Linked DNA regions of Homo sapiens: all the other regions are linked to region 2. Evidence: read pairs that join two places in POLR2A ChIA-PET (ENCODE). Cell type or tissue: CD4-positive, alpha-beta T cell. All regions are shown on one strand. Links, peaks and the distances in the headings refer to the core of each region. The heading gives the core; the rest is flanking DNA. Region 1 has its middle 9.6 kb from the start of LNCARGI. Region 2 holds the start of FKSG29 (a long non-coding RNA gene). Region 3 overlaps UBAC2 (UBA domain containing 2).

Region 1 (8,424 bases), core at 441-5,440, 70 kb after region 2:
CCACAGTGGCGGGAGAGTGCCTGAGACTTGGGTGCTGTTTGTTAGAAACCACAGCAAGTCTTTTCATCGCCCAGTGCAGGTGATCCAGGTACCTTAAGGCATTATTTATGCTCGTCACTACCTTGAAATTACAGTCACTATTAGACATGTCAGTAGTGAATAAAGAAGTGTGTAGGACATTATATTAAAAATCTGCTTTTCTTTGGCCAGGCGTGGTAGCTCATGCCTGTAATCCCAACACTTTGGGAGGCTGAGGCAGAAGGATTGCTTGAATCCAGGAGTTCGAAACTAGCCTGGGCAACATAGCGAGAGTTTGTCTACAAAAATTAAAAAATTAGACAGGTATGGTGGTGCATGCCTGTAGTCCCAGCTACTCTGGAGGCTGAGGTGGGAGGATCACTTGAGCTTGGGAGGTCAAGGCTGCAGTGAGCTGTGACTGTACCACTGCATTCCAGCCTGGGTGACAGGGAGAGACCCCCCATCTCAAAAAAAAAAGTACTTTTAAACATTTTGATCACTATATTTTAATATGAAAGGTTTCTTTTCATCTTAGGTGTTTTACTTTATACATTTAAAAACCAGGACTCTGGGAAGGGGTCCACAGGCTTCAGCCAAAAGGGTTGTGGCTCAAGAAAAGGTGAAGGACCCTCGATCTAGTCTAACCATTTTGCCTTCTAAGTGGGGACACTGAGGCATGGGATGTTTCCAAAGCCTCCCAGCTTATCCATCAGACTTGATTAGAGCCTCAGCTGCCTGAAACCCCCTCCGCTTCAGATGCAGTGGCCTTCCATCCCTGCACTCCACACCCTGAGCCCGACATGTGACTTCCTGACCCACTGACTACCCTGGTTCCTCCTCCAGGTGCTTCATCAGCCCCCTTCATCTTAGTCCATCTGTCCTCTTCCACCTGGCCCTGGACAAGGGTCAATAGAGCACAGTGGTTTCCTGTTCACTCAGGTCAGGAAACCAATGGCAAGAAAAGTGACAACGATGGCACCCATGATTGAGGACCTCCTCTGTGTCAGACACTCCTAGCTTTACTTATTTACACCTCACTTTATCCGCAAAGAGGCATCATTATCCCCATTTCACAGATGAATAAAATGAGGCTTAGAGGAGTTAAGTGATTTGTTCAAGGCCAACTGCATGGAGATACGGGTCCTCCAGGTGGGTTCAGTTACAAGGCAGTCGAAGCTGGGGCTGGAGTGGGGAGGTGGCCGAATATAGGCTCTCCCAGATCTGAAGGATGCAGAGACTTTGGGCCAGTGTTCCTGAGGACAGGTAGAGCAGGGGCTGCGGACAGTGCAACTGTGGCTGAGCCCACCTACCGGCTGCTACCCTTGAAGTGGCTTCACAAGGTACTGATTTCTGCCTCGCTCTGTGCCTGCCCCGGGAAAGCGGAGCTGGCACCGCTATCGCATCTCTGTGGTTTGCACGTCTGTGTTCCCAGAGCTGCTTCAGCCCCACACGTGGGCAGAGCAGCAGTGTGGTTGAGCTGTCCAGGTGCTGCCGTTTTTGCTTTTTCTTTCTTTTTTAATGATGAAGAGGAAAAGGAGTGTGGGGTGGGCACAGATGTACTTGTTCCTCTTTTTTTACATTTAATCATTGACAGGACTGCTGACGCTGGAGTAACACACTCACTCACCCATGTAGTGCTCACCAAGTGTCTACACTATGCTGACCTCCCAGAACCACCTAGGTCTTCGGCACTGACAGACCCTCCCTTCTAGCAAAGTAGACAGGTAGACAGGTGAGAGCTCTATGGGGTGACAGGCACGCCGCAGAGATAGCAACTTCAGGGTGCCAAGGAACACACAGGAGGAGGCTCTTCCTGGTCCCAGGTGGCCGAGGAGGTTTCCCAGAGGTCAAGCTTGAGGATGAGACAATCTGCCCAACCCCTCCAGCTGCTGACACAGAGGGAGGGAGAGCACAGGGAATGGTGTGCCGGACCGTTACTCTCCCACCCAGAGGTTTCTTGTCACTTTCTCTCATATTTCCTTGAACAACACAAGTCACGTGGCCACACCTAACTTCAAGAGGTGGAATCCTGGTGGGGCACAGTGGCTCACGCCTATAATCCCAGCACCTTGGGAGGCCGAGGCAGGTGGATCACCTGAGGTCAGGAGTTCGAGACCAGACTGGCCAACATGGTGAAACCCCGTCTCTACTAAAAATACAAAAATTAGTCGGGCTTGGTAGTGCATGCCTGTACTCCCAGCTACTCAGGAGGCTGAGGCAGGAGAATCGCTTGAACCTGGGAGGCGGAGGTTGCAGTGAGCTGAGATGGTGCCACTGCACTCCAGCCTGGGTGACAAAGCAAGACTCCATCTCAAAAAAAAAAAAAAAAAAAAAAAAGGTGGAATCCTGCCGTGTGCTGGGAGCAGCACAAGCAGTGTGGACCACACTACAAATGTGTCCTCTCCAGCCCCAAACTCATGTGGATTCGCCCATCCCCACAGAGCACCTACCCACGGCCATCCTGCCCGCCCCACCTTGCTCTTCCTCATGTGCCATGCCCGCCCCCGCCGTCACCCCAGTTTTCGGTCCTCATTCATCACCTCTGCTGCATTCTCGTGGCTGTGGCCTCAGCCCAGTCCTCACTGTCTCTCTCCAGGACAGCCACAGCTTCTTGCTTCCTGGTCTCCGATCTTAATTCTCCAATCCAGTTTATATTCTACATCCCACTGAGGATTGCAGAATGAGTTTGCTAAAGGCACAACTGATTGTGTTATTCGCTACCTAAAATCCTTTGAGGGTCTTTAGGACAGGATTCGATTTCCATGACCTGGGATATGCTGTTCTCTCTGTCCAGAATGCATTTTCCCTCCCCATGAACCCTCATCAACTCTGCTTAACTCCTTCTCACACAAGACTCAGCCCTCCTCCAGGCAGTCTTCCTTGGCTGCCCCACACCCTGCATCTCATTTTGGTGCTCCCCTTCTAGTCCCCAAATGTCTCTATATTAGTGTACACCATAAATGACTAGTGTCTGTCAGACTGGGAGCTGTTTAGGGAAGTGACAAAGTCTCAATCATCAACTCCTAGGGCCTCCACAGGGGTCAGCCTGGTGGGTGCGTGCTGAATGATTGCTGAATGCAGGGCCAGTGGTAGTTACTGTTCCAAACCTGCCCTCCACAGCCTGTCTTCCCACATCATCCAGAGACTTCTTCCCACAGGACACATCAAGCATCTGCTTAGCTCCCTGTGCTGGCCACTGGGGAGGGGGTGTGAAGGCACACCCATGGCCTGCAAGGAGCTTAAATGTTGAGGGGAAAGTTGAGAAACCCAAAAGTCACTGGGAACCACATGGCACTCAACGTGGGGACGACAGCTGGGGATGAGACACCACCCTTATGTCTTCCCTTGGCCTCATAGAGTCACCACATAGAGGAACCTGATAGAGGCTCCTGTCTAATCCGACCAGGTTGCAGATGAGGATGCTGAGACCCAGAGAGGTGGGCTGAGTCACTGCGGTCACTCAGGTAGCCACCAACGTCACTGCAACCCAGACCAGCCTCAGACCTCCACAGCAAATGCTCTTTAGGAAAAAGCAGACGTGGGCACCTTCCACTTCTATGCAACATGCTGTGACGTAAGACAACCCTCAAATATCTCAAACCAGCGGTGTTTTTCTCCCTGCACTCTTCCTTCAAGAGGAAGTTGCAATTTAATTGAATTATTTCTTCTTTCTCTCCTTTAGTCAAAAATTGTGATTTAAGCACCTTTTATGTTTAAGCCACCCTGCTGGCCACCAGGTGATAATCCAAGAGAAACAAAACCACCCTCACTTCAGAGCTTGGGGACAAGACACATGTCCCTTACATCAGCGAACCAAGATCGGGAGGGAAATGCCGAAGGAGTGGTTCAAGCAGTTGGCAAAAATTTTACAAGAAAATGCCCCAAGGAGCTATTTAGTCAGAAAAGCAACTTCTGGGGAGATCCCTGGATTCAACACAATCCCCTGTCCTGACCATCCCCGACCTGTGATCCTACTGTGCGGACAGCTTCAGAGCCTGAAAGGCGCAGAGTCGGTAACATTAAATGAGAGTCTCTTCACCCGGTCAGACTTCGTTAGGGCCAAGCTCTTCGAGCAAGATGGAGGTGCCGTCCTTCCCCAGTGCCTGACTCAGTTGCCAGCACCCAGTGTGTGCACTGGGTGAACGCAGACACTCTTCTTTCTACAGTTCCCATGGCAGGGGTCAGGGCCCATGGAGTATGATGGGGTTCAGGCCACGCTATCCCAAAACATGGCATCTTGGCATTTAAGAAAACAGGAGGAGCAAGAAGGTCACTCCTACCCCCACCATGCCCCTCCCCACCCCCGAAGCAGCTTATAGACCCTCGTTTGAAAGTTCCCCTCCACACACCCAGAAGAAAGGAACATCCTTACCTCTGAAGGCACCAGGGTCACAGGGAGGAGCCTGAACAAACAAGCCTTGCTAAGTCCCCCAGGGGTTCCCCATTCGATCACACCCTTGTCTTCCTCCAATCTTATTTCTCCAAAATCATCCACTCTTCATCTAACCTAAGCATGGAAAAGTCACAGGTCTCTCTGTTTCTTTAGGTTTCTTCAATTTCCTTTTTCATTTTTTCTTTCTGAGATGGAGTCTCACTCTGTTGCCCAGGCTGGAGTGCAGTGGCACAATCTCAGCTCACTGCAACCTCTGCCTCCTGGGCTCAAGCAATTCTCTTGCCTCAGCCTCCTGAGTAGCTGGGATGACAGGTGTGCACCACCATGACCAGCTAATTTTTGTATTTTTAGTAGAGACGGGTTTTCACCATGTTGGCCAGGCTGGTCTCGAACTCCTGACCTCAAGTCCTCCCACCTTGGCCTCCCAAAGCGCTTACAGGATCATAGGCGTGAGCCACCATGCCTGGTCCTGGAAGGAGGATCTTATGATCTGTTTTCTGGTGAAGTAGGTCAGAGGATTCCTTTATGGCCAGCTGTCACATAGAAGGGTGGGGGAAGGGTCTCATGATCATCTCGTTTCTTTGTTTTATCAGTTGCCAAGGTGCCATGTTTTGGGGTATCAGGCACTGAGCCCAACAGGTGGAACTCATCTACATTGGTAACAGTTGTAGTTCATTCACTCTCATTGTTATATACTATTCATTTGTTTGGCTGTACCAACACTTACACATTCATGCTCTTTTATTTTTTCTTTTTCTTTTTTCTTTCTTTCTTTCTTTTTTTTTTTTTGAGACAGGCTCACTCCGTCACCCAGGCTGGAGCACAGTGGCATGAACATGGCTCACTGCAGCCTTGACCTCGAAGGCTCAAGTGATTCTCTCACCTCAGCCCCTCAAGTAGCTGGGACCAGAGGTGCATGCCACTATGCCTGGAAAATTTTGTATTTTTTGGTAGAGACAGCGTTACGCCATGTTGGCCAGGCAGGTCTCAAACTTCTGAGCTCAGGCAATCTGCCAGCTTCAGCCTCCCAAAGTGTTGGGATTACAGTTATTCTCCTTTTGATAAACATGAGTTGTATTTCATGCGGGGCTATTACAAACAGTGCTGCTGTGAACATTTCTGTACACATCATTTGGTGAACTTACATACTCATTTTCTTTAGGATGTACCCAGATTGGGGAATGCTGGGCCACAGGGTATTTTGGTTTAGCTTCAGTTGAAACTATCCTTGGTTGATTTTTTAAAAAGAAAACATTTTAAAACTTGATTTTTTTAAAAACTGAAAATAAAATTTAAAATGATCAATGTTTTGTCAAAGCGGCACTTTTCCTCTGTGATTGAACAATTAGGTTTTTAAAAATAATTGGAGGAGAACTTAAATATGTGTAGTCTGGTATTTTTCAACCATTGGGTTAAAATCCACAATTAGTTGGTTTAAAAAAAAAAACTGTTTTGGGCCAGGCAAGGTGGCTCATGCCTGTAATCCCAGTACTTTGGGAGGCCAAAGCAGGAGGATCCCTTGAGCTCAGGAGTTTGAGACCAGCCTGGGCAACACAGTGAGACCCCATCTCTACAAATAATTTAAAAATTGGCTGAGTGTGGTGGTGCATGCCTGTAGTCCTAGCTACTCAGGAGGCTGAGGCTGGAAGATTGCTTGAGCCTGGGAGATGGAGGCTGCAGTGAGCCATGACTGCCACTGCACTCCAGCCTGGGTGACAGACAGAGCAGGACCCTGTCTCAAGAAAAAAAAATTGTTTTAATTGTGATAAAATATACATAAAATTTACTACTTTAATAATTTATTGTGGGTTTCGAGATCATTTTAGTGGGCCATGATCAGAACTTTTTAAAAATGAGATAGAAGAGAAAAGGAAACAGAACAGAAAAGAAAATACATCGTAATAAGGACAAATACTGTTTCATAAGACTTCTGTTTCCGTTGTGTGTGCTCTGTGTTTTAAAAGTTTGTAAAACACGGGTCTAGTCCAACTCTTTTAATTTACAGAGAGGGAAATATACTCAGAGACAGAAGTGATATCCCAAACAGAGCTTGAACTAGAACATGGCATCAGGCTTCCAATTCAGAGTCTGATATTTTCCAACTCCCATCTCACCATCTTTGCTGTTGATCTCTCCAAACTCACGTGCTAGATCAGGCTAGACCTTCATGGCCCCATATTTTCTTGGTGGAAAAGGGTCTCCTGTTCCCTGCCCCTTGAGTTAGTCCCAGACAGGCTGCAGAGAGGAGCCAGGACTCAGCCAGCACCTTCTGAACGCCACTGTGATAACCCAAGGATGCCCCATTTGACCTTGTCTACTCTGGGGTCAACCAGGAATAGTACAAACCTAGATCTTAACGGAAGAGAGGGGAAAGGACCTGTGGTTTGACATTTTTCAGAATTTTTCTCTTCTGTGTGTTTCAAGAGCACTTTTCTCGCGGAGCTCAAGAGAGGAAGCGCTATAAATAGAGGGCCTGGAGGAGGGGCGGCCGCGGGAGGAAGAAGTTCTCAGAACACCTGCTTGTCTCAAAATCAAGGCCCAGTGGGGTTTTTCAGGGGGCAGTTCCCAAGCAGGCCCCTACCCAATCCCCCGGCCAGAAACTTTTCCAGGCTCTTCTCCAGCTCATCGAAACCAGGGCTTAGCCCTCTGGCCTGGATCCCTACACCCCAAATGCAGCCACAACCCCAAGTCCACCCCAGAGCCCTGGGAGGGGTGACCTTGCCCCTCTGGATCTAAGGTCCCTGGTCACTCAGCTCAGAGTCACGAGCTGCTCCCAGCCCATAGTTGACCTAAATGAGGTCAGGGCAGACCCCAGTCCACACCTCAGCAACGCCTTCCCGTGTCTGAGGACAAGACCCACCAACGGCAGATTGGTCATCTCTGACCCGCAGGCGGGATGGGGAACGGGCTCTCTTGAGGCTGTCCCTGCAGCAGCTACTGTTTTTACTTGGAGTGTGTTTCTCTGGGGGCTGCCTTTGGTGGGAGAGGAAAAGGCCATGCAGATTGCTTGGGGAGGGGCCAGACTCCCCCCTCATTCCTCCACTCCCTTCTCCCCTGCCCTCTCCACACCCAGCCCTGCACCCCTCTCCTGCCACTGGGTGGCCTATGGCCTTTCTGCTGCCATGCTGCCCGCTCTCCTCTTCTCTCCTCACCTGGGGGCCCCTCTTGCCTTGCAAGTCTCCACCTCAGTATCCCCTTGGCCAAGAGCATTTCAAGGACCTCGCTGTAAATTACACCCCGGGTTACATGGCAGGCTCGTCCTTCAGACACCATATGTGTTCAACTCAGGCTTGGATGTGTGTCATCATGAGGTTAATCTGTCTCTCCCTCAGCGAGCTGCGAGCTCTGAAGGCGAGGCCAAGTTGGTTTTGCTCCCTGCTTCTACCACCTTCCAGCACAAGGTCCAGCAGGAGTCATGCCCAGCACATTCCTCCAGCCAGCAGGGAGGGGAAGGGAGGGGAAGGGAGGGGAGGATGCAGGAGAGATGAGGGGAAGGTGGGAGGGGAAGAGAGAAGGGAGGAGAGAAGAGAGGATGCAGGGGAGAGGGGAGACGGTGGAGGAGAGGATGGAAGAGAGGAGGGAGGAGAGGGTGGAAGGGACGAGGGAGGGGAGAATGAAGGGGAGGAGGGAGGAGAGAGGGGAGGGTGGAAGGGAGGAGAGGGGAGGGTGGAGGGGAGGAGGGAGGAGAGGGTGGAAGGGGGGAGTAGGGTGAAGGGAGGAGGGTGGAAGGGAGGACGGAGGGTAGGGTGGGAGGGAGGGCAGGGTGGGAGGGAGGAGAGAGGGCAGGATGGAGGAGAGGGTGAAAGGGAGGAGGGAGGGGAGGATAGAGAAGAGGAGGGAGAAGAGATGGAAGGGAGGATGGAGGGGAGGGTGGGGGGGAGGATAGAGAAGAGGAGGGAGAAGACAATGGAAGGGAGGACGGAGGGGAGGGTGAAGGGGGGAAGATAGAGAAGAGGAGGGAGAAGAGGATGGAAGGGAGGATGGAGGGGAGGATGAAAGGGAGGAGCGAGGGC
Region 2 (10,748 bases), core at 2,926-7,925:
ATAATGCCTGGCAGATGTTAGGAACTGTGGGAATTAATGAGCAAATATGAGCATAATAAATAGATACAGAAAGACTTTAAGCAAGCTGAACACAGATGAATAATCAGGGCTGGAAACATCTACAGAGGTTGAGTGCAGTGGTTCACGCCTGTAATCCCAGCACTTTGGGAAGCCCAGGCGGGCAGATTGCTTGAGCCCAGGAGTTTGAGACCAGCTTGGGCCACATGGTGAGACCCCCATCTCTATTTAAAGAAAAAAAAAGATCTACGGATACTCTTGAGAGAACAGTAGAAAGCAAGACCCATGTCTAGAGAGTGCAAAGAGGGAAAAAAAAGAACCCCCAGGGACCAAGGAGAAAACCAGTTCAGTGGCCAGGGAGCCTGCGGAGTAGAATGTTTCAGGAAGAGTAGGTGTTTCAGGAACAGATTCAGACGTTACTATCCCCGGGCGCCCCCCCCCCCCCCCAGGAAAAAAAAGGCAAGTGAAGATGATACTGGAAGACCACCACTGGATTCAGCAGAATGAGTTCACTTTTGAAAGGGGCTTCGGTGGAGAGATGGGGATGAGAAGCGCTGCATGAGCTGGAAGTGGGGGAAGGTCAATATCACTCTGTTCTGACTGGCTGCCCTCATTCTGGGACATCACTGTGGTCACGCTGGTCCCCGTTCAAGTTACTTTCACTCTGTGAGAAAGTCAATATGATCTTATGCTCCTGAAGCATTTTTAGTCCACTGTGTGGCATATTCCCATTCCACAGCTCTGATGAACAGTGACCAGGGTGATGGCTCTATAGATCTCACTTCAACTGAGACATGAGACCTAGGTGCTGACAGGGGCAGGGTACAGTGGTCCCATGCTCATCATTAAGCACAGGCATGTGATAACGTCATCTAGTGTGCTTTGACCTCCTACAGATCTTTCTGGACATTTCCCGCCAGCACTGACTATCCAGAGGCCTTTGGAGGCTTGTCTCATGGGCCTGTGGCAGTGAAGATGGAGTGGGCTGCAGAGTATTAGCTGCAGCCTGTGGTGCCCACTTCTTATCTCCCTCCACATCCACAGCTGTCCCATTCTTTTGTAAACTCGGGACACTATGCTGGACACACATAAGCTGCTCTCAGTAGTTCCTTGCCCGCTGACTCACTCTTGTCTCCCAGCAGAGCTGCCTTCTCCAAAGCAGGTGGCATCTCAGAGTCATTTTGCTACTTGCAGCTGTGATCATCTTTACACTGCCAGGGCCATTACATAACTTTTCATGGGTTTGTGTTTTGTTCATCCCCAGTAGAATATGAGCTCTTGGAGGACAGGAGCTGTTGTACTTCTTTGTCTTTTGGCTCTAATGCAGTGTACTGCCCTGAGGGATTAAATAAGACGCCGCCTGCGCCTTCAAGAAGTTTGCAGCCAGCGAGGGGAAGACATGAGGCTGTACTAGGCACTAGGTTTCTACAGGAGTCTGTGCAAAGAGAAGAAAAAAGAACCCTGAGCCTAAACAGTGGGTGTGGCCAGTTCTCCCTAAGGGATACAGCGAGGGTAATCTTGAGGCCAGCATTGGGGCAGGTGTTTCAGTCACGGGGGGCCTTATGAAAAAACGCACAGGGGCTCAAAACAGCTGTGGGGACAGCAAGGAATTGCATTCGCCTGAGATTGAGGTTCCTATAAGAAAGAGGCAATGAAAGACATGGTTGGGAAGAGAGCAGAGGCCAGGACGGGTCTTCTACCAAACTAAGAATTGCTGTTGTGTTCATCCTGCCAGAAGTGGTGGATCAGTGAGGCCTTTTAAACAGGAGAGTAAGTTAGATTTATTTTTAAGAAAGCTCACTTTAGTCATAATATGAACGTTGTCTGAAGGGATGACGGTAGGCTGGCCACAGTGGCTCATGCCTGTAATCCCAGCGCTTTGGGAGGCCAAGGCAGGAGGATAGCATGAGCCTAGGAGTTTGAGACCAGCCTGGGCAACATAGTGAGACCTCTTCTCTACAAAAAAATTTTTTAAATCAGCTGGGCGTGGTGGCCTGTGCCTGTAGTCCCAGCTACTCAGGAGGCTGAGATGGAACGATCACTTGATCCCTGGAGGTCAAGGTGCAATCACGGCTCAAAAAGAAAAAGAAAAGAAAAGGTGACACTAGAGGAAGAAGACCAGGTGGGAGACAGTGAAAATTCTGTGTGCTCAGGATATTGTTGGTGATGAGCTAGAGCATGCTTAGCTCATCACAGTGAAGGACGAGGGCAGGCTTTGCAGAGCCTCCTTGTCTTCAGACCTCCAGATCAATTACTGGAGTCTCCTGTAGTAATGATCATCCGAATGGTGCCTGTGCAACCTGAGTCTCCACAGCTTCACGGTGCATGTCTCCCTCCCTTTGCTCGCTGTAGCAAAGAAGCTCTGTGTGCTGTGATGAGAAAGATGTATCTGTTCTCTACCACTGGCCCCTGACACACAGCACCTAAAGCCCTTGGAATCTCCACAGTGAGCATAGGGTCCAGCCCTACAGGGCTTAGCAGGTGTTCTCCCCATGTGCGGAGATGAGATTGTAATAAATAAAGACACAAGACAAAGAGATAAAGAGAAAACAGCTGGGCCCGAGGGACCACTGCCATCAAGATGCGGAGACCAGTAGTGGCCCTGAACGGCTGGGTGCGCTGATATTTATTGCATACAAGACCGGGGGTCAGGGTAAGGAGGGTGAATCTTCTAAGTGATTGACAAGGTGAAGCAAGTCACGTAATCACAGGACAGGGGGGCCCTTCCCTCTTAGGTAGCCGAAGCTGAGAGAGAGAAGGCACCATACGTCAGCGTTTTCTTCTATGCACTTATAAGAAAGATCAAAGACTTTAAGACTTTTACTATTTCTTCTACTGCTATCTACTACGAACTTCAAAGAGGAACCAGGAGTACGGGAGGAACATGAAAGTGGACAAGGAGCGTGACCGTTGAAGCACAGCATCACAGGGAGGGGTTTAGGACTTCGGATGACTGCGGGCAGACTGGGATAATATCCAGCCTCCCACAAGAAGGTGGTGGAGCAGAGTGTTCCCTGACTCCTCCAATGAAAGGAGACTCCCTTTCGCGGTCTGCTAAGTAATGGGTGTCTTCGCAGACACTGGCATTACCGCTTGACCAAGGAGCCCTCATGCCGGCGTGACAGAGGGCTCACCTCTTGCCTTCTAGGTCACTTCTCACAATGTCCCTTCAGCACCTGACCCTATGCCCGCCGGTTATTCCTAGGTTATATTAGTAATGCAACAAAGAGTAATATTAAAAGCTAATGATTCATGATGTTTATAATGATTGATAATGTCCATGATCATCTCTATATCTAATTTGTATTATGACTACTCTTACTCTATTTTCTTTTTTATACTGAAACAGTTGTGCCTTCAGTTTCTTACCTCGGCACCTAGGTAATCCTTCGCCCACAGTGAGAAGTGTCTTTTCACATGGATGACTGATGTCCAGGCTCTCCTGGATAGCCTCAGATGGGGGCTGGTTACCAGGGGAACTAATAAGTGATTAGAGGGTTGAGACTTTCAGCCCCACCCCCAACCTCTGTGATTAGGGAGAGGGGTTGAGTTGATCACCAATGGCCAGTGATATAATCAATTATATCTACATAATGAAGCTTCCATAAAACCCCCAAAGGACAGGGTTTAGAGAACTTCCAGATTGCTGAATGTGTGCTGGAGCAGGGTGCAGGGGGTGCCAGAGAGGGGCAGGGGCCATGCCCCATGCCTTGCCCTGTGCATCTCTTCCATCTGACTGTTCATCTGTATCCCTTGCAATATCCTTTCTAATAAATGGGTAGATGTCAGTGTTTCCCTGAGTTCTGTGAGCCATCCTAGCAAATTAACTGAACCCAAGGAGTGGACCACGGGAACCCTCATTTATAGCACGTTGGTTAGAACCGCAGGTTAGGTCTGGCGATTGCCATCTGAAGTAGGGGAGCAGTCTTGTGGGAGTGGGCCCTTAACCTGTGGGCTCTGATGTTATCTCCTGGGAGACAGTGTGGGGATTGAGTTAAATTATAGGACACCCTGCTGGTGTCCACTGGAGCACTGCTTGGGGTATGAAGCCCCCCAGCACATCTGGTGTCAGAATATTGTGTTGAGTCGTGTGTGAGTGTAGAAAGGAAGAAAACAGTGTTGTTTTTCTTCAGAGCCATGCTCACAATAGAAAGCAGCGTAATATAATGAAAAGAACAAGAATGGGCAGTTAGGGACTCAATCCTGGGTTGACAGGGACATCTATACACAATCTGTAGAATACTGTTGTCATTGGGGATAAAAAAAATTATACAAAATTACCTTAGGTACCAGAGGCTCTATCAGATATTAGTTATTATCATAGTATTGGGCATCTGTTTTTGTGGCTCTCAGGAAGTTTGAGAGAGTCCTAATTTAGGAGCCAACCTTGATAGTTATTACTCGTAAAAGCTTGTAACCTCTAGAGCAACAGTCAGCAGGTGATGGCCTGTGGGCCAAACTACCTGTTTTTGTACAATCTGAAGCTAGGAACAGGTTTTACATTTTAAATGGTTATATAGGTAACTACATAGTATCTTTGATCTCTTGCCTCTTTATCTTCCAAACCTAAAATGTTTACCACCTGGCCCTTTACAGAAAAATATTTGCCAGTCCCTGCTGTAGAAGGTTATATAGCCAGCAGCTTTCAAAGTAACCTTTTACCTGGAAATGTGAATTCTCTCTTAGTTCTGGTCATCTGTTATTTGTGGGAGCCAATCCTCTCTCTGTTGGCTGATGATGAGAATTCTGTTATATACCACAACACAAACTTGGGGATAAAACTTTCCATTAGGCATTTCTGTAAAATTTCCATCTATTTTAGAAGCAGAACTAAGGTGAAGCCCAGTGTGAATGAATCCTGCTTGTTGGTACAAGCCAAGTGGGACATTTGGCAGCAAAGCCCAGGAGTCCTTGGTGCTCTTCTTTTAACTGCCTCCTCATCTCATTGGGCTGCCCGGTGTTAACTGGTTGATTATCACCTCTGTGTTTTGCCTGCAAGGAAAGAAGCTACTGACACCCAGAGTGGCTCAGCGATACTCACACGTGCTTTCAGTTACTTTCGCAGCATTTGGTTAAAGTGAGTTTAGCTGCACATCCTCACTTGGTAACATTCTGTGGCTGTGAAAATTGTTTCTCTCTTTATCCTCCCCCAGCAACAGCCATTTGGTATCATCTGAGATGTGCACCAGGAGGCAGATCTGCCCTGTCAATCATGAGAGTTCCTATCATTAATCAAGTATTTTGAATTCAATAACTTTTTTTAGTGTTTTAAAAGTATTTACTGGTCCTTGATGTATTTTTTAGCAGCTGATGGAATTCACATACCATATAACTCACCCCCTCGAAGTGTACAGTTCGGTGGTTTTTAGTATTTTTTAATTGCACAAATACCGTAATTTGAGAACATTTTTCATCACCCCAAAAGAAACTGCGCCCCATTAGCAGTCATTCCCATCCGCCCTGTCCTAGGCAGCCACTTAATCTACTTTCTGTCTCTGTAGACTTGCTTATTCTGGACATTTTATAGAAATGGAAGCATATGTAGCTGATCTTTATGACTGGCTTCTTTCGCTGAGCTTCACGTTTCTGAGGTTGACGCATGTTGCAGCATGGTTGATTTTCCCTCTGTGGTTTAGATAGCAAGATCTGCCTAGTAGAGCTTTATGTGTGCAAGTGCCACTCCACCAGACCAGTTTCTGTCACTGCCCCTTCATCAGGCCAGCTTCCTTAGGAAGCTTCCTGTTGCCTCTTGGCCTCACCAGTGCTACCATTTTCATTACCGTCTATTCCGCAGAATACACGCAGTGCCAGGCTCTGGTGAGTCCCACAGTGACCAAGGCAGCACGATCCCTCCTCTCCCTGAGCTTAGAGTAGAAAGCGTCAGTTACAGTGAAATGTGATGGTCACTCTTCTGGGAGAAATGTGTAGTGCAGTCAGGAAGAGTCAAGAAATTGTGTCTGGAGGCAGCACCGTCGGAAACTCTCTACCTCCGTCTCCACCCCTGTGTCCGGGGTAGGGGCAGTGCACGTGTGTTGCAAAGGAGTCCACCAGGAATCCAAAGGGAGCGAATTCTCATGTGTCCCGAGCATCCTCAGAGACAGCAAGCTGGCACGTGGCACCCTCCTCAGCACTTTTCCTTTTTGGCTATGCTCTTTCACTTTTTGGTGCAATTTGATTTGAAAACGATTCTTTTCAAGTTGCTATGCTTCCTTGTCAACAAAGCAGTCTAATCAGTTAAAGCTAGTTCTTTTATGACTTTCTTCTTTCAAGAGTTTATAAGTATATAGCATCAGATGTGGAATAAGTTACTAGTGCTTAGTTGATAAAAATCTGCAAATTAAATGAAAATTACTTGCAAGAACTCTATTTTCAGTGAAGTTACAGCTACGCTGTTTATCTCAATCTGTACCTCCTTGCAGAAGCTACTGCTGTGTTTCCAGTGCTTTTGTAGTTGATCATACTGATCTTTTTGACAAAATTCAGAACAGAAAGATAGGATCAATCTAAAGTGTGATCCTTTTCCAAGACTGACTCATTAAGTGACCTTGAGAAAATCATTTCTATTTTCCATCCTGCCTTGGTGTCTTCATGAGAAAAAAGAGCGAGGTACAGTCTCATGATACCTCAGAAAACAAGCAAATGATGATGATGTACTTGGCTTTTTGAAGATGTAAAAGTTATCAGTAATCCTAATTCTTTTCCTGGGTTTTCCTTTTGTCACTTATTAATCAGTTTTTGAAAGGACGAATGAATTTAGAGATGTACTCTGGAGCAGTATCATGTTAAACCAGGGGTATATTAGAAAAATCATCCTCATAATCATTCTGGGAAGTTTTTCCTCCCCAAAAAAAGCCATCCTGATGGGTTTTCAAAACCAGAAAAAAGCTCTTAATGAGGAACAGACCACTGGAGTACCCATGAGCATCTCAGGAAAACTGAGACCCTCGAGAAGCCTTGATTTCGTGCAACCCCCAAGGTTTCAGAGCCAGCAGCCCAGTGCTGTGGTTGACAGACGTGGTTTTGTGGAGAAAGCAGCCAGAGGCCAGGAATTTTCAGAGTCGTGAGTCACGATCTCCCACCCAAGATTAGAGCACAGATTAGCCATACTGAGATTTGGTAAAATCATTCTGTCTAAGCAATGGAGGTGTGTGCACACGTGCAGTGCCTGTTCACAGGGGATGCAGGCAGATCGTGGGTTTAGGATGGGGGAGGCCACCGCACCCCCCTTCACTGCTCTGCACCTGCTCCCTCACGTGGACACTGTCCACAACTGTGGCTCTCACAGGACAGTTGCCCAAGGAGCTCATATCTTATTGGAGATAGGGGGTTGTACAGGTGACATTCATGAGCAGTGTGAGCCGGGTGACATGGGGGTGTCAACCCAGCATCTGTCCAGGAGCTCCTCCTGCAGCGGCTCTGGCAGGTGGCCTGAGGCTCCTTTTTGAGAGAGAACTGTTTGGCCTTCCAGATGTTCTTTAATATAATGATTGGGAAGAGACAGCTCATAACTAGCTTAAGGCTATCTAGTCCAGCTTTCCATTTTACAGCTGGGGAAACCCAGACTCAGGGTTTTATTCTCTGTTCACTTGGCGGCTTGGCTGAGTTCTGTGGAAGTTCAGCAGAGCAGGGGAACAGGAGGGTTTGGGTTGCAGAGAAAGAAGCCACTTACAGATGGGAAACAGGAGTTGGGCCCTATGCAAATGGAAGGGACCAGGGAGGGCACTTTAGGTGGCAGGGACAGTTTGAGCCGACATAGTAATTTAGGATGTAATTTAGAGAAGTAATTTACGATGGGGCTGGTTTGGGCAGACCTGCAAAACAGGACAGACTCAGACAGGATGCCCGAGGGTTTTTGGTTGAGGCAGTGTCATTGTGAAAGGGCTTCTTGTGCACACTCACTGACCGTGGCATGCAGATTGGATTGGGGAAATCTTACTGGCAGTCATGTCATCCAAGAAGTTGTTGGCATAATCTCGGAGTGCAACAGCAAGGACCTAAACGGGCAGATCCTCTCCCAGGGGAAAATCAGTAGTCCTTCAGCGTTGGCTGGGTTTGATGGACAGAGGAGAGCTGAGTCCAGACATGAGCTGGGAAGTGGACATCCGCCTGCCACGGTGAACGCAGATAGGCAAGTGCGGGAATGAGACTCAGGTGGTCACTGAAGACATGAAAATGGATGAACTCTCCACGGAGGAAATGTAAGAAGAGGGGAAACCTTGAGTAATCCCCAGTCTCATTTTTAATTAGGAGTTTCACCTCTGTTTCTGTCAAAACATTTACTGTAACAAGTACCAAAACTAATTTTAATTTTGACTTTTACTTTATAATTTGTGTGTAGAGCCAATGCTGGGAAGGAAAAAATGACCCCAAATTTGGCAGACAAAAGAATGAAGGAAGGGAAAACAGAATATACGATGCAGAAATGGATAATCCACACTCTGAGAGATGCACTTCCATTCTTATGTCTTCAAGGCCACTGTCTCAGTCCTCGCTGTGTGGCCCTTACCGTCACCAGCGTTCAGTGCTTACAGGTGTGTCACTCAGTCGAGGGAGTGAGGAAGCTGCAAGACAAGGCCTTGGCATGCTCTTCCTGCGCTGATGTCCCTGACCTGCAGCTGGGCTGTGGGCTGTGGAACCCTGTGGTCCCCCCACGCCACCCTCTCACCACCACCTCCTCCTCACAGAGCAGCCTTAGCATTCTCATTCTCTACCAAAACCAAAACCAAACCAAAACACAGGAAAAGGTTGGGACACCTCTGGTCCTGACGGTCCCTGGAGGAAAAGTTCCCCATGAGGAGTGATGGGTCAGTCACGTTTTCAAAACAAACGAGAGCCAGGACGCAGGCCTGTGGCTCAGCCCGCAGCGTGCTTGGTGCCACAAGCCCCCCCGCAGCTGCCCAGAGTCTCACCCCACTCTGTGCAGGGGGCCTGGAGGGCAGCGGCGGCACAGACCCACTGGACGCCCTGGTGCATGGCTGAGCCATGTGCATCCCATGGCTCTCTCCAGAGTCCCTTCCCTGCACCTCCAGGGCCTCCCCAGATGGAACTGGCTGGGAGCCGTGCTTTGTTGAAACAAAGGGAAAACCTGTCTCTCTTGGGTTTGCAGCTGCTGTTGAAACCAACTGAACCTGTTTGTAAAATTGTACCTATGTCACAGTAAGATCAGCTGTGCTAGGTATGTCAGGCCTCTGAAAAGAAATGTCATTAAAGTAAACAAGACTTGGGACACATGTCTGTCAGACTGTACACAGTAGAAGCATCCCTTGCAGGGGCTGTTGGGTTGCATCCTAAGCTGTGCTGGAGCTTCCCGATGTACTCTGTAGATGTCTTTGCACCTTCTGTCCTCATTGCCATCCCCAATCAGTCCCTGGAACACCAGCTGTGGCCCTGACCCTTTTAGCCCCTGCATGGAATGCACAGGCAAGGCGTGTGGCCTTTGGGACTCCAGCCGACTAGAGCAAGACAGAGGAAGAAGAGACGGGGCAGAGGGCAGCCGATAGTTGGAAACTTCTGTCCCCTAAGCCAAAAGGTTCTCAAAACTGAGCAACAGGATGTATTGTGTCTCCTGATCGTATTGCCATGGAAACTGCCTTCTGTTCTGCCTAGAAGAAATAGTACTGTTTGAAGTATCTCATCCATCAACACTGGTCACTGTGAGAAACCACAAAGGAAAAGTGAAACCGAGAGCTGCAAAACTAGCCTGGGACTTTGTTCAAGCGATCATCTCCTTTCCCTCTAGTTTATTATTTTTTCCAATACCTACTGAGACTACTGCTAAGCAGCACAGAAAGATACAATACACTGTTTTTATAGCACGACACAAAGATCATGGGTGGCACTTCACATGACAGGGTTAGATTCAGTCTTCTGAGTTTTCTAAGGTTCCTATTTTTAAGACTTTACCAAGGAACCAAGGCTTTCAAATATGCAGCATGGTTTCTTCTGGGCCTCGCGTTGCCCCATCTCTTATCCAAGTGGTGAATGTGTTGCCAGTTTGTGTGTGGTTCTGGTGGTGGGCTTTGTTTGGTTTTCTTTTTTTGGGCTTTGTTTGGTTTTTCCCCAGTTTTGCCACAAAGCTTTTGCTGAGGACAGCAGCCTCTGTGGTGTCTTTTCTCTCTGTATTGTGCTCACTCTTGTAGTCATGCACCACATAACAATATGTTTTGGTCAATGACAGATTGCATGTATGACAGTGGTCTCATAAGATTATGATGCCATATTTTTGCTATGTCTTTTCTATGTTTAGATACACAACTACCATTGTGTTACAGCTGCCTCCAGTATTCAGCACAGTGACTTGCTGTACAGGTTTGTAGCCTGGTCGCCATAGGCTACACCAAGCAGCCTTGGTGTGTAGTAGGCGATCACATCTAGGTTTCTGTAAGTACACAGCAACAAAGTCACCCAACAGCACATTTCTCAGAATGAAGCCCTGTTGTTAAGCGACACGTGACTACAGTTTTAAGTCTAACAAGATGCCTCTCGTTCAGTCCTGAAGTGCTTCTTGTTTAGTTTTTAATGTACGTTTGTTTTGTTATCTCAGCCAAACTCTTTTCAGGGCCATAGGAAATTAGTCATTTCTCTGTGTCACAGCCTCCTTATCTGGCCCCAGGACAGCGCACTACGCATAGAAGGCAAATGAGTAAAACTAAGTGTAAGCATATTCATACTTACACCAAAAGCTGCAGCTTCCACAGAGCACAGGGAATTGCAAATAACTGTCTTCTATG
Region 3 (10,748 bases), core at 2,962-7,961, 82 kb before region 2:
TGGGGTCACATTAGTTCCTGATCTTTGCCATCGCTGTTTTTTTTTTTTTTTTTAATTGTTCTTCAGTGTGTATGTTTTTTACCATATTTTAAATTTATTTTTAAGTCGACCTCTTGGAGACATTATAATCAACCTTTAGAGGAAGACGTGTTGTTTTTTTCTTGGTAATAAAACTGCATTGATTTTGGTTACTCAGACAAGGTATTTACCAGAACTCTCCCTTGTATGCTTATAAAATAAAACTAGTACTCCATTCAGTTGAATATTTGCAGCAATGTTATCTTCTTATTGCTAATACCATTTGTATGGGTAGACTTTATGAGAAGTTTATGACTTTCAGCTCATACAGCTTCTTGCGCTCAGCAAGCCACAGTCTAAAGAGAGTCTTAACTGAGAAGGGAAGGAAGGAGGCAGGCAGGACCACCCTGAGACCCACAGGCCAGCTGCCGCTGTGCTTCTTTGGAAAAAAGGTTCTCAGACTGTGTTGGCTTACATCTTTCTGCCTCTGGTGTAGGATTTGCTCTTCTAACATGAATGGAACATTTGATTTAGGATCAGTAATTACAGGTTTTAGAACTGGAGTTTGAAGTATCTGTGACACATCTCTCTTTGACAGTCATGTGGGTACTGATCCCTGATTGCACTTTCACCCCTTTTCTTCTTCTTGTTCTCGTTTTGTGTGTGCCTTGTGAACAAGGACCTGGCACGTGCGTCTTCAAACGTTTCAGCGCATCTAGAGTAGTGCTTCACCCAGCAGGCCCTCAGTTAACAGGCATATGGATTCGACTGGTGTTTGTGTTTTTCTGTAAGAAAGGTTATGCCATGTCTCAAAAAATGAATGGCTAATGTTTCTAGGTAGATACAATTACAAAGACGTACCAAATAAAATAATGAGACAAAAAGAAATAGGTAGATTGGGATTGGCTGTGTAGAGGTTTTAAGGTAAAAGTGGGCAAGTTAAAAAGGTTTCGTATCAGAGAAGTTAGTTGCAATTTATTGAATGTAGGAGTACTCACACAGTTTATTTGAATATGAAATAGATCCAGATTTCTTATGTATGGTCTCCGGTTTTCCATACCGATTGATAGTTCAGGGCTGCTTTGACATAAATACTGTGCTTCTACTGCCACCTACAGATGATTAGTGGGTCTTGGAGCTCTTCACCTTTACCCCTTCTAAAGTCTCTTTGAAATTGAAATAATTTTTTTTAAAAGCTATTAATTGGTAGAATATTATAAAATATTTTAATGTTACTTTATGAATATTTCTATATTATATTACATAATACTATATAATATGTAGCTTTATATAATAGATATGAATGTATTCCTCTAAAACAAGGTGGCCAATCTTCTGGCTTCCCTTGGCCACATTGGGAGAACTGTCTTGGGCCACACATAAAATACACTAACACTAATGATAGCTGATGATCAAAAAAAAAATCATGGAAAAAACTCATAATATTTTAAGAAAGTGTACTAATTTGTGTTGGACTGCATTCAAAGCTGTCCTGGGCCCATGTGGCCCATGGGCTGCAGGTTGGACAAGCTTACTCTAAAACATTTTGGCTTGTAGACCATTTCTGCCCTCTTTGGAAGCATCCTCTTTTTTAGGAAACAGTTTTTCTCTGTAGGACTATGTGTATTCCTGGGCTAGGGCCTTGAGAAGATTCCATTTTAACTCTTATTTGTATCTGATATTATACTAAGATATTAAACATAAATGTGGCCTTAGAACAAATTTGACATGTTAAATATATATATATATGTATTAGACAATTTATCGTCTTAACCATGTTTAAATGTGCAGTTCAGTAGTGTTAAGTTCATTCACACTGCTGTGCAGCCAACCTCCAGGACATTTTCATCTTCCCAGACTGAAAGCCTGTACCCATCATACAGCAAATATCTCTTCAGTCCCTACTTTCAGTTCTTTTGGGTTATATCCCTGAAAGTGAAATTGCCGGATCGTGTGGTAATTCTGGTTTTAGTTTGTTGGGGAATGGCTGTATCGTTTTCCCCAGCAGCTGCACCAGCAACACAATGCCCAGTTTCTCCCTATCTTGGCTCGCAGGCACACCTCTCTCACACTCGCCCTTCCCTCCCCTCCCTCCCTTCCTTTCCTGTAGTAGCCATCCTCATGGGCATAAGGTGGTGTCTCATTGTGGTTTCATTTCCATTTCCGATGATGAGTGACTTCAAGAATCTTTTCATGGGCTTCTTGGCCATTTATATATATTTCTTCTTTAGAGAATTGCCTATTCAAGTTCTTTGCCCATTTGTTAATCTTTCTTGGTTGTTGAGCTGTAGGAGCTCTTTATGTAATCTAGATGTTAATCCCTTATCAGATGATTTGCAAATATTTTTTCTCTTACTCCGTAGGGTGCCTCTTTTCTTTGTTGATTGTGTCCTTTGATGCAATTTTTGGAGCATATTTTAGGCTTGCTCATTTATCATATTTTGATGATAAGGATGAATTTCATAGCTTTAGATTTCTAAATGGTGAGGGGAAGGGAGGGGAGGTTATCCTGAGTAAAATCAATGAGTCCTTTTGGAACCTTTCCTCATGACTTAAGCCGAAGCAGTATTTTCCTGCAGTCCTCAGCACCTTTGCCTTGTCCAGGAGGATATAAGTAAGGAAGGAAGAAACTAGCTCTGTTCCAGAGTCTGCTCACTTCAGAGCCTTCCACTTGCTACTGCTGCTTTCTTATGCTCTGAAAGGTATCTGCCTTTATTATTATAGTCATTTGAAATTGAAAGAGTAACATTTATCTTTTTGTAGCATTCTTGGTCCCTGCTGTTCTGATTAATATTTTATCAGTGATAAAAAATACCAAAATATAGTGTGTTTGCTCATCAGATTTGCAAATTACAAAAACTAGGAGGATATTTCAGTAATGGTGGAGGCTAAGCTTCTGTAACAAACCGCTGACACAGTGGCTCAAAGAGCGCAGATGTTCATTTCACTTTTGTAACCACCCTGTGGGGTAGGCAGGCTCTGTACCGGTAAGTCGTCAAGGGCCTGGTCTGGTGGAGCACCTCTGCTTTCCTCAACATGTGCCTTCCAAGGAGGCTCCATGGCTTCTGCTTCCAGCTGGTGTGGAAGAAAGAAGGGGCATGCAGGAGGAGGGATTGCCTTTCCCCAGGTGCCTTCAAGGTTGCAGATGTCACTCCTGCTCCCAAACCATTGGCAAGAACTTGGTCACGTGGCCACACCTAATCACAGGGAGGCTGGGAGATGTAATCTTACCTGGGCAGTTGTGTCCCTGGAGATAAGGGAACAGTGGGTTTTCGGGGAGCTGCTAGCAGTCTTCTCAGAAGAACAATAGCTCTAACACATTAGCTGCCTCAGCAAGCTGGAGTTTTGGGCTTTATAGTCAAAATATGAAACATAGAAGGAGGCCAGGCATGGTGGCTCTCACCTGTAATCTCGGCATTTTGGGAGGCCAAGGCAGGCAGATCGTTTGAGTCCTGGAGACCATCCTGGGCAACATAGCAAAACCTTGTGTTTACATAAAATACAAAAAATTAGCCAGGCGTGGTGGCATGTGCCTGTAGTCTCAGCTACCTAGGAGGCTGAGGTGGGAGGATCACCTGAGCCTGGAGGGCCGAGGCTGCAGTGAGCCATGATCCTGTCACTGCACTCCATTCAGCCTGGGCTACAGAGTGAGACTCTGTCTCAAAAAAAAAAAAAAAAAAAAAAAGAAACACAAAAGGTAAAGAAGGTAAGAGAGAGAACATTAGGTCTTTCTCTTGAGTCTTAAAAATCAGCTGTAGAGGCACTGAATGATAGAGTTGTTTGGCTTGTGAAATGGCATCATGGAGTGACTGCCAGTTGACACTAATATGCCCCTAGATGCCATTTGTAGGATTACAGGGAAACAAGGATGTTGCTGGTGGTCCAGGTTGGCATCAGGATGGGGTGGAGATGGAGATTGGCCATGGGAGAAACAGGTGGAGAACAGGCATTGCTTACCCCAGAGAGAAGAAACTGGGGCAGAACTGTCTTCCACTGTTGAAAGGGCTGCCCAGTGAAAGAGGAGTTAAATAAGGGGGGAATGGCCTGTGGTGAATGAAGACCACGGGGACATGCTACGGGATATAGCTTTGGGCTTGGCATAAGGAGTAACTTTGCAGCACTCACTGTCTCAAGATGAGGTGATCTCCCTTGGGAGCTGCTGAATTTGACACTGAGGATACTCAGGCTGTGGCTGGGAGAGTGCGAGGCAGGGGTGTTGCAGGAAGTCCACTCATTGGTAGGTACCACAAATGGAGTGCCTATGAAATCCCTTTAAACCGTGAGCATTCTGTGGTTTAAATGAGCTATATTCTGATTCTGTGCTCTTCTTTATTGTGAGATTCATAAGTAGGCTTAGAGAACTAGAGAAATTAATTGGAGTCCAGCCAAGGGACCGCATTTCCCAGGATGTTCTGTGCAGCCTAGTACTGGTACAGCAGAACTTGTTCCAGGACATAATTCACTGCAATGTAGAGTTATTATTATATTTCTCAAATTCTGTAATACAAAGAGGTTTGATATTTTTTCTATATAATCTAAGTGATTGATTTTTTGCTTTCTTATAAGCAAGGGGTATTTTTAAATTTTGAAGTACGTACTTCCAGAAAGTCTTTATAAATACTTAAAGAGGAATAGAATGAGAAAATCCTGACACCATTAAGGTAAGAGCTAAATAATGAGTTGGTAGGGTGACATATTTGAAACATTTATAAAATAAAATATTCAAAATAAATTACATTTTTCATATTATTACTACGAATTCTTACAGAACTTCAATCTAGACTGTAAGCTTCCATGTTAAAGCTGTTTTCCCCTTTCTGAAATGAGCATGCTCAGCAGTTCAGTAGGCATTGCCTGCAGTAACACTGCACTAGATGGCAGTGTTACATAGAACTTGATAAAAGCTTTAACTCCTCTAAAATAAGTTATTAAATGGGGATCATATGGTGAAACATTTTTGTAATAAATAACAGAATGGTATTATACTTTATACAAACACCTTTAACAGTTTGATACCCTGTGACTATTTCATAAAGGCGTGTGCTGTAGTTAGAATTAAAAACTGGTATTGTGTATGTGTGTTAATTTTTCCTAAACAACACAATAAAGTATTTTAAACACCACTGGTATAGCAATTGTGAAACTCCTATGATGTAAACCTAAGAATGATTTTTAGTTCTGATTATTCATGGGCTCAGCTCAGCACAGTTCCAAATTTTAACTACGTAAGGTGAGGCAACACACTACTTGGCCCTAATAGTAACATTAAAGAAAAAAATAATCATTATCTGAAAATTATTGAGCTAATCAAAGAGAATTGTAAGCAGATATTTTTATCAAGGGCATATGGTAATATTGTTTGCCATTTTGTGTCTCTTTGAAGTCTTATATGAACCACAGACTGTTTTCACTAGAATGCACATGTATGTAAATGTTAATAAGAAAATAATTGGAATTTAGCAGAGGTGAATATTATGGTCACATTTATAGTCATCAGCTTTTGTCTTCCTAAATAATGCTCCTTAGCTAATTCTTGGGCACAGATCAAGTGTTAGATTTTAATTACTACTTTTTACATTTCTATATCAATGTCCAAGATTATAGTGGTATCAACAACAAGTAGAATATTTTCAAAACCCAGAAAGTAAGTAAGTAGGGAACGAGAGTTTGTACTTAGAAACATAGTTAGATAGAAATTGATGGTTGATGGTGTGGACATGCACATGAGTTCTGAAGAAGAATAAAAATAAGGAACAGGAAGCTGAACTGTAAAAGATGATTTTCAGTACATTGCGTACTTTTATTAACTTAGAAAATATGCTAATCTTTTATGGTAAATTATGGAGGAAGTCAATTTCAGTCATGTTTTAGGAGAAGAAAGAATTTCCAAAGTGAGGAAGAGAATAGCTTGACACTTCCTTGTATAAAGTAGCCACTTAGTAAATGTTTGGGTATTTATGCATGCATGAATGAATGAGAGAATTCTACCTCATATTTTACAAGAGCAATCGGCTCTTTTCTGATTTCCCCAATCTTTTTGCATTCTCTTTTCCTCTTGTTAAATTATTTGTTGAGCACCTACTTTATGATAAGCCTTGTTCTGGGCTCTGAGGATCCTGCACTGATCAAAGCAGACAAAATCTTTGTCCTCATCGACTGTACATTGTAATTGAGGGTAAAAGACAGTAAACAAAATAAAAATTTGTAATATATATATGCCAGATCATGATCTGTGTTGTACAAAACTAAATAAACTAGGGAAGGGAATGCCAGGGTGTGAGTGGGATTGCAGTTTTAATAATTCTAGTAAGGAAAAGCTTCAGAAATCAGGTAATATTTGAGCAAAGACCTGAAGGGGTCAAGGTGTGAGCTATGTGGAGATATTGGGGAAAGTATTCCAGATATCAGAGACTGCCAGTGCCAAGGCCCTCAGGTGGAGATGGGACCATCCCGTACGTGGACAGCTGGAGCAGAGTGATGGGGGGATGGGGTGTGGGAAGATAGCAGGAGATGAGGCCAGGGAGGTAAGAGTGGTCACTGTCCTGTCAGGCCATTGTACTAATTTTGGCCTTTAATCAGGGCATTCGGGAGCCATTGCATGATGCTTTGGGAGATGAAGTCATGTTGGCCTGTGCTTTCTTTTCATTGTTTCCCATTCTTTTTTAAAAAAGCACTTAATCATTTTATACATACTTAGAGTTTTTAAATTGTTTTTCACTTCTGCTTCTCAGGTTATCAAATTCTCCCTCAGGGTAGTCTGTTGTTTCTTAGAGTTTTAATTTTTTATTGTGAACTCATTTTCAGTGGTTTCATTTGCTCTTCGAGTCCCCATGTCCCCCAGCTCACAAAAGTATCTCTGTTGAGGGATTTTGTGTTTACTACTGCTGGGTCCTGAGGGGTTTTTGTTGCCTGGATTAGCTTTTATATTATTTTCTTACCTTAGAGCTCCCAGACCATTCAAGTGGGGGTAAATCTAGGCCACAAATTCAGGTATGATGTTGGCCTTAGATTTTAATTTTTTGTTAGGACTGTTTGATCTTTTTGTTTCCAAGGCTTTTAATGTAAGCTAACTTTCTTTGTTGTTTCAGCAGACTATAAATGGAATATTTTTAGTCTTCTCTCTAAAAGACAGTGATCTTTGATGGTCTGGGCTCAGTCCCAGCTCTCTTTCCTTGAGCTGCTTAAGGTCACCTCTTTTAGCTCTACTAGACCTAAAAATCCCAGCCCTCAACTCCAGGGGCTTGTATCTAGGTCAAGTGCCTTGTGGGCCACTAAAGCAGCCCATATTTTAATTTCTATCTTTGTTTCTGATATCTGGGTTCATTAGAGAAATTTTTAAGCATGTATAAGAAAGGAGAGAACACTGTAATGAACCCCATGTTTCAACATCACCCACTTTCAACACTGATCAACTCATGGCCACCTTGTTTTATCTATATCCTTAATCTTAAGCCATTCTCATGGGCCTGTGACAGACTCTCTTTGGCATATAAACCCAGGAGCAGGAATGTAGGGTCATAGGATATATGAGTGTCTTAGTAAACTCGTGCTGTCATAGAGTGGGTGGCTTACACAGAAATTTATTTTCTCACAGTTTTGGAGGCTAGAAGTCCAAGATCAGGATGTTGGCATGGTCAAGTTCTGGTGAGGGCCTGCCGTCTTCCTGACTTGCAGATGGCCACCCTCTTGCTGTGTCCTTACATGGCTGAGAGAGCTCACTTTGGTCTCTCTTCCTCCTCTTACAAGGGCACTAATCTCATCATGGGGGCCCCACCCTCATGACCTCACCTAAACCTAATTGCCTCCCAAAGGTCCTACCTCCAAATACCACCACATTGGGGGCTAGTGCTTCAACATATGAATTTAGGGGTGGGGGGAGACAAAGTTCAGTGCACAGCAGCATGTATATTGTGTGTGTATGTGTACATTGTGAGTCTGTGTGTGTATCTGCTTTACTCTCTATTCCATTGGTCCGTGTGTCTGTTCATGCTCTAGTATTTTTAGCCATTTTGTTTTTGTAGTATGTATTGATATCTAGTAGAACAGGTTACTCTTTTTTTTTTTTTGGTTCATCTTTTCAAGATTAACCTAACTATTCTTCTGTATAAATTTTAGAGTAAGTTAATCAGTTATCTTTAAAAATTCAGCTGGAATTTGAGATATTAATATTTTCTTTTATCTCTTCTATTAGTATACCTATTAATATATTTTATAACTTGAGGTTCATCTTTTCTAAAAATGTTGCTTTCCTAGTTGGTAATATTATTCAGTTTGTTTCTTTTTTGTTGCGACTGTGTTCTAAGGTTGCCTAGTGATTTTGGCCTCTTAGCTCATGTTTCCCTGAAAGGTGTTAAACCACTTTGGCAGAGTCAGATTAGGTTAAGAGGGGCAGTGAGCACCCAGGATAGAGAATCCACAGCCACTGCAGGACCTTTGTGATCCACTCCTGTTTGGTGAGGTTCCAGAGGTGTCTTGGCTAGTGAGGGATTCATTTTTAAACTCTCAGAAATTAGCAGTATTGAGAGTAAGCGGTTTCTTTATATGGTAGTTTGCCTGTCCTGGGGGAAAGGAAAGATGTAGAGGAAGAAATGATTAAGGAAATGCTATCTCTTGGTAGGTACCTACCTCTTAAGGTAGGTACCTTGCAGTGTGGCTGTTGATGAATTTAGTGTTGATCTGATTATTAATACTTTGTGACAGTTTTGATGAGGTGCTTTGGAGTGATGAATCCAAGCAGATTCATCCATTTGGGTTGTACACTTGGTGTGGGCCCTGTCAAACAGGTGATCCCTGTATTTCTCTTCTTGAATTTTTCCTGAATTATTTTGATCACCTCCTCTTCCATTTTTCTCAGTTCTTTCTGGAAATCCTATTACCTAGATGTTCAGTCTCCTGGACAGGTCCAGTTTTCATCTTTTTTTTTTTTTTTCCTGCTTTCTTTCTCTGTGTTTTTGCTCTCCTTGCTGGGAGGTTTCCTGGGTTCTACCTTGCAATTATTCTAATTAATATTTTAAAATAAATTTTTATTGAGGTATAAATGTATATATCTTGAGTCCAGAGCTCACAGACTTTTTACAAAGTGACACCTTCTAAGCACCATCCAGTTGAAGAACAGAATGTGACCCACTCCCTAAAAGGTCCACTTTTGCTACCTTACAGTTACTCCTTCCTCCCAGAAGTCTACACTGACTTTTAACACCCTGATCTAGTTTTGTCTGTTTTTAAACTTTACATAATAGAGATGTGGACTCTTCTGTATCTTGCTTATTTTTTTCAGTATTCTGTTTAGTTTCACCTGTGTTGCTGTATGTACCTGTAGTTAATTTTTTTTCCATTATTGGTATAGTATTTTGGTGTGTGAATACCACCATCTATCCATTCTACTGCTTTTTTTTTTCTTGAGATAGGGTCTTGCTCTGTTGCCCAGGCTGGAGTGCAGTGGCATGATCACAGCAGCCTCGACCTCCTGGGCTCAAGTAATTCTCCTGCCTCAGCCTCCCCAGTAGCTGAGACTACAGATGCACTCCACCAGGACTGGCTAGTTTTTTTTATTTTTAGTAGAAACAAGGTCTTGCTATGTTGCCCAGGCAGGTCTTGAATTCATGAGCTCAAGTGATCCTCCTGCCTTGGCCTTCCAAAGTGTTAGGATTACAGGCATGAGGCACGTGCCTGGCCTCATAATACTGTTAATGTTAATGGACATTGGGATTGTTTATAATTTGGGAATAGTACAAATACTGTTATTATGAATATCCTTTTTCCTTTTCTTTTCTTTTTTTTTTTTTTGAGACAGGGTTTCACTGTTGCCCAGGCTGGAGTGTGGTGGCACGCAGTCATGGTTCACTGCAGCCTCAACTACCTGGCCTCAGGTGATCCTCCCACCTCAGCCTCCCAAGTAGCTGGGATTACAGGTGCGCACCACCACTCCCAGCTAATTTTTGTATTCTTTGTAGAGATGAGGTTTCTCCATGTTGCCCCGGCTGGTCTCAAACTCCTGTGCTCAAGCAGTCCTCCCACCTCCACCTCCCAAAGTGCTGGGATTATAGATGTGAGCCACTGCATGCAGCTTGAATGTCTTTGAACATGTCTTTTGTTGCATATATGTATGCATTTCTGCTGGGTATGTACCTAGGAGTGGAAAGCAGAATCATAGTGTATACATATGTTTAGATTTGGAAGATACTGCTAGTTTTCCTGTGGGTCAGGCATTTAAGAGCAGTTTAGCTGGGTGATTCTGGCCTAGAGTCTCTCATGTGGTTGTACTCAGGATGTCAGGGACCACAGTCATCTTCAGGCTTTACTGGGATTGGAAGACTCACAGTGCTGTTGGCAGGAAGCCTCAGCTCCTCACCACGGAGCTGCCTCCTGACATAGCAGCTATTACAGCTTCCCCCAGGTGAGTGGTCCAAGAATGTTGCAGTCCTTTTAATTTTAGTCATTCTAGCAGATGTGTGGTGATATATTTTTGTGATTTCAGTTCACATTTCCTTGATGACAAATGAGATTGAGTAGGTTTTCATTTATTGGTTTGTTGTTTTGGTTTTCTTAAAAATATTTATAACCTATTTTAAATTTTTATTAGCTCTTTATTTTTTGAATATTCATTTTTCCTGACATCCTGTTTTCATTTTGTGGATGCGATATTTTTTATCCCTCTCATATTGAGGATAGTTTCTTCACTACCTGCCTCTTCTACCCACCCCCCAGGTTTTATTTCTCTACACAGTTTA

Evidence for each region. Peaks named below come from ENCODE experiments on the same cell type or tissue, not always from the same donor. Only the 100,000 strongest peaks of a DNase experiment are listed, where the experiment ranks them.
Region 1: POLR2A ChIA-PET joins it to region 2 with 10 read pairs; 9 of 35 experiments call an interaction of 5 or more read pairs at or near these places.
Region 3: POLR2A ChIA-PET joins it to region 2 with 18 read pairs; 10 of 35 experiments call an interaction of 5 or more read pairs at or near these places.

What each region holds. Positions count from the first base shown.
Region 1 is chr13:99,418,951-99,427,374 of GRCh38, forward strand. No RefSeq gene overlaps it. Among named protein-coding and RNA genes, the nearest start is that of LNCARGI, 9.6 kb to the right of the region's middle. RefSeq lists enhancers at 1,146-1,285, 1,336-1,425, 1,436-1,545, 6,884-7,153, 7,464-7,623. In CD4-positive, alpha-beta T cell, for the core only: CTCF peaks have their summits at 3,165 and 3,364; DNase peaks (open chromatin) are centred at 1,441, 3,055, 3,441 and 3,846; H3K4me3 peaks cover 1,018 bases; H3K27ac peaks cover 1,267 bases.
Region 2 is chr13:99,346,870-99,357,617 of GRCh38, forward strand. The region is part of intron 7 of UBAC2 (UBA domain containing 2); the gene reads left to right. It overlaps FKSG29 (a long non-coding RNA gene), which reads left to right and starts at 4,551. Exons shown (of 1, transcript NR_024013.1): 1 at 4,551-5,158. MIR623 (microRNA 623) reads left to right here and starts at 9,262; the gene lies at 9,262-9,359. RefSeq lists enhancers at 4,926-5,015, 9,289-9,528. In CD4-positive, alpha-beta T cell, for the core only: no CTCF peak of the experiment used is centred there; DNase peaks (open chromatin) are centred at 5,112, 5,632, 7,122, 7,872 and 1 weaker place; H3K27ac peaks cover 4,554 bases.
Region 3 is chr13:99,264,932-99,275,679 of GRCh38, forward strand. All of the region lies in intron 4 of UBAC2 (UBA domain containing 2), which reads left to right. Among named protein-coding and RNA genes, the nearest start is that of GPR18, 12 kb to the left of the region's middle. In CD4-positive, alpha-beta T cell, for the core only: CTCF peaks have their summits at 4,905 (motif pointing right) and 5,108; a DNase peak (open chromatin) is centred at 4,870; H3K27ac peaks cover 1,629 bases.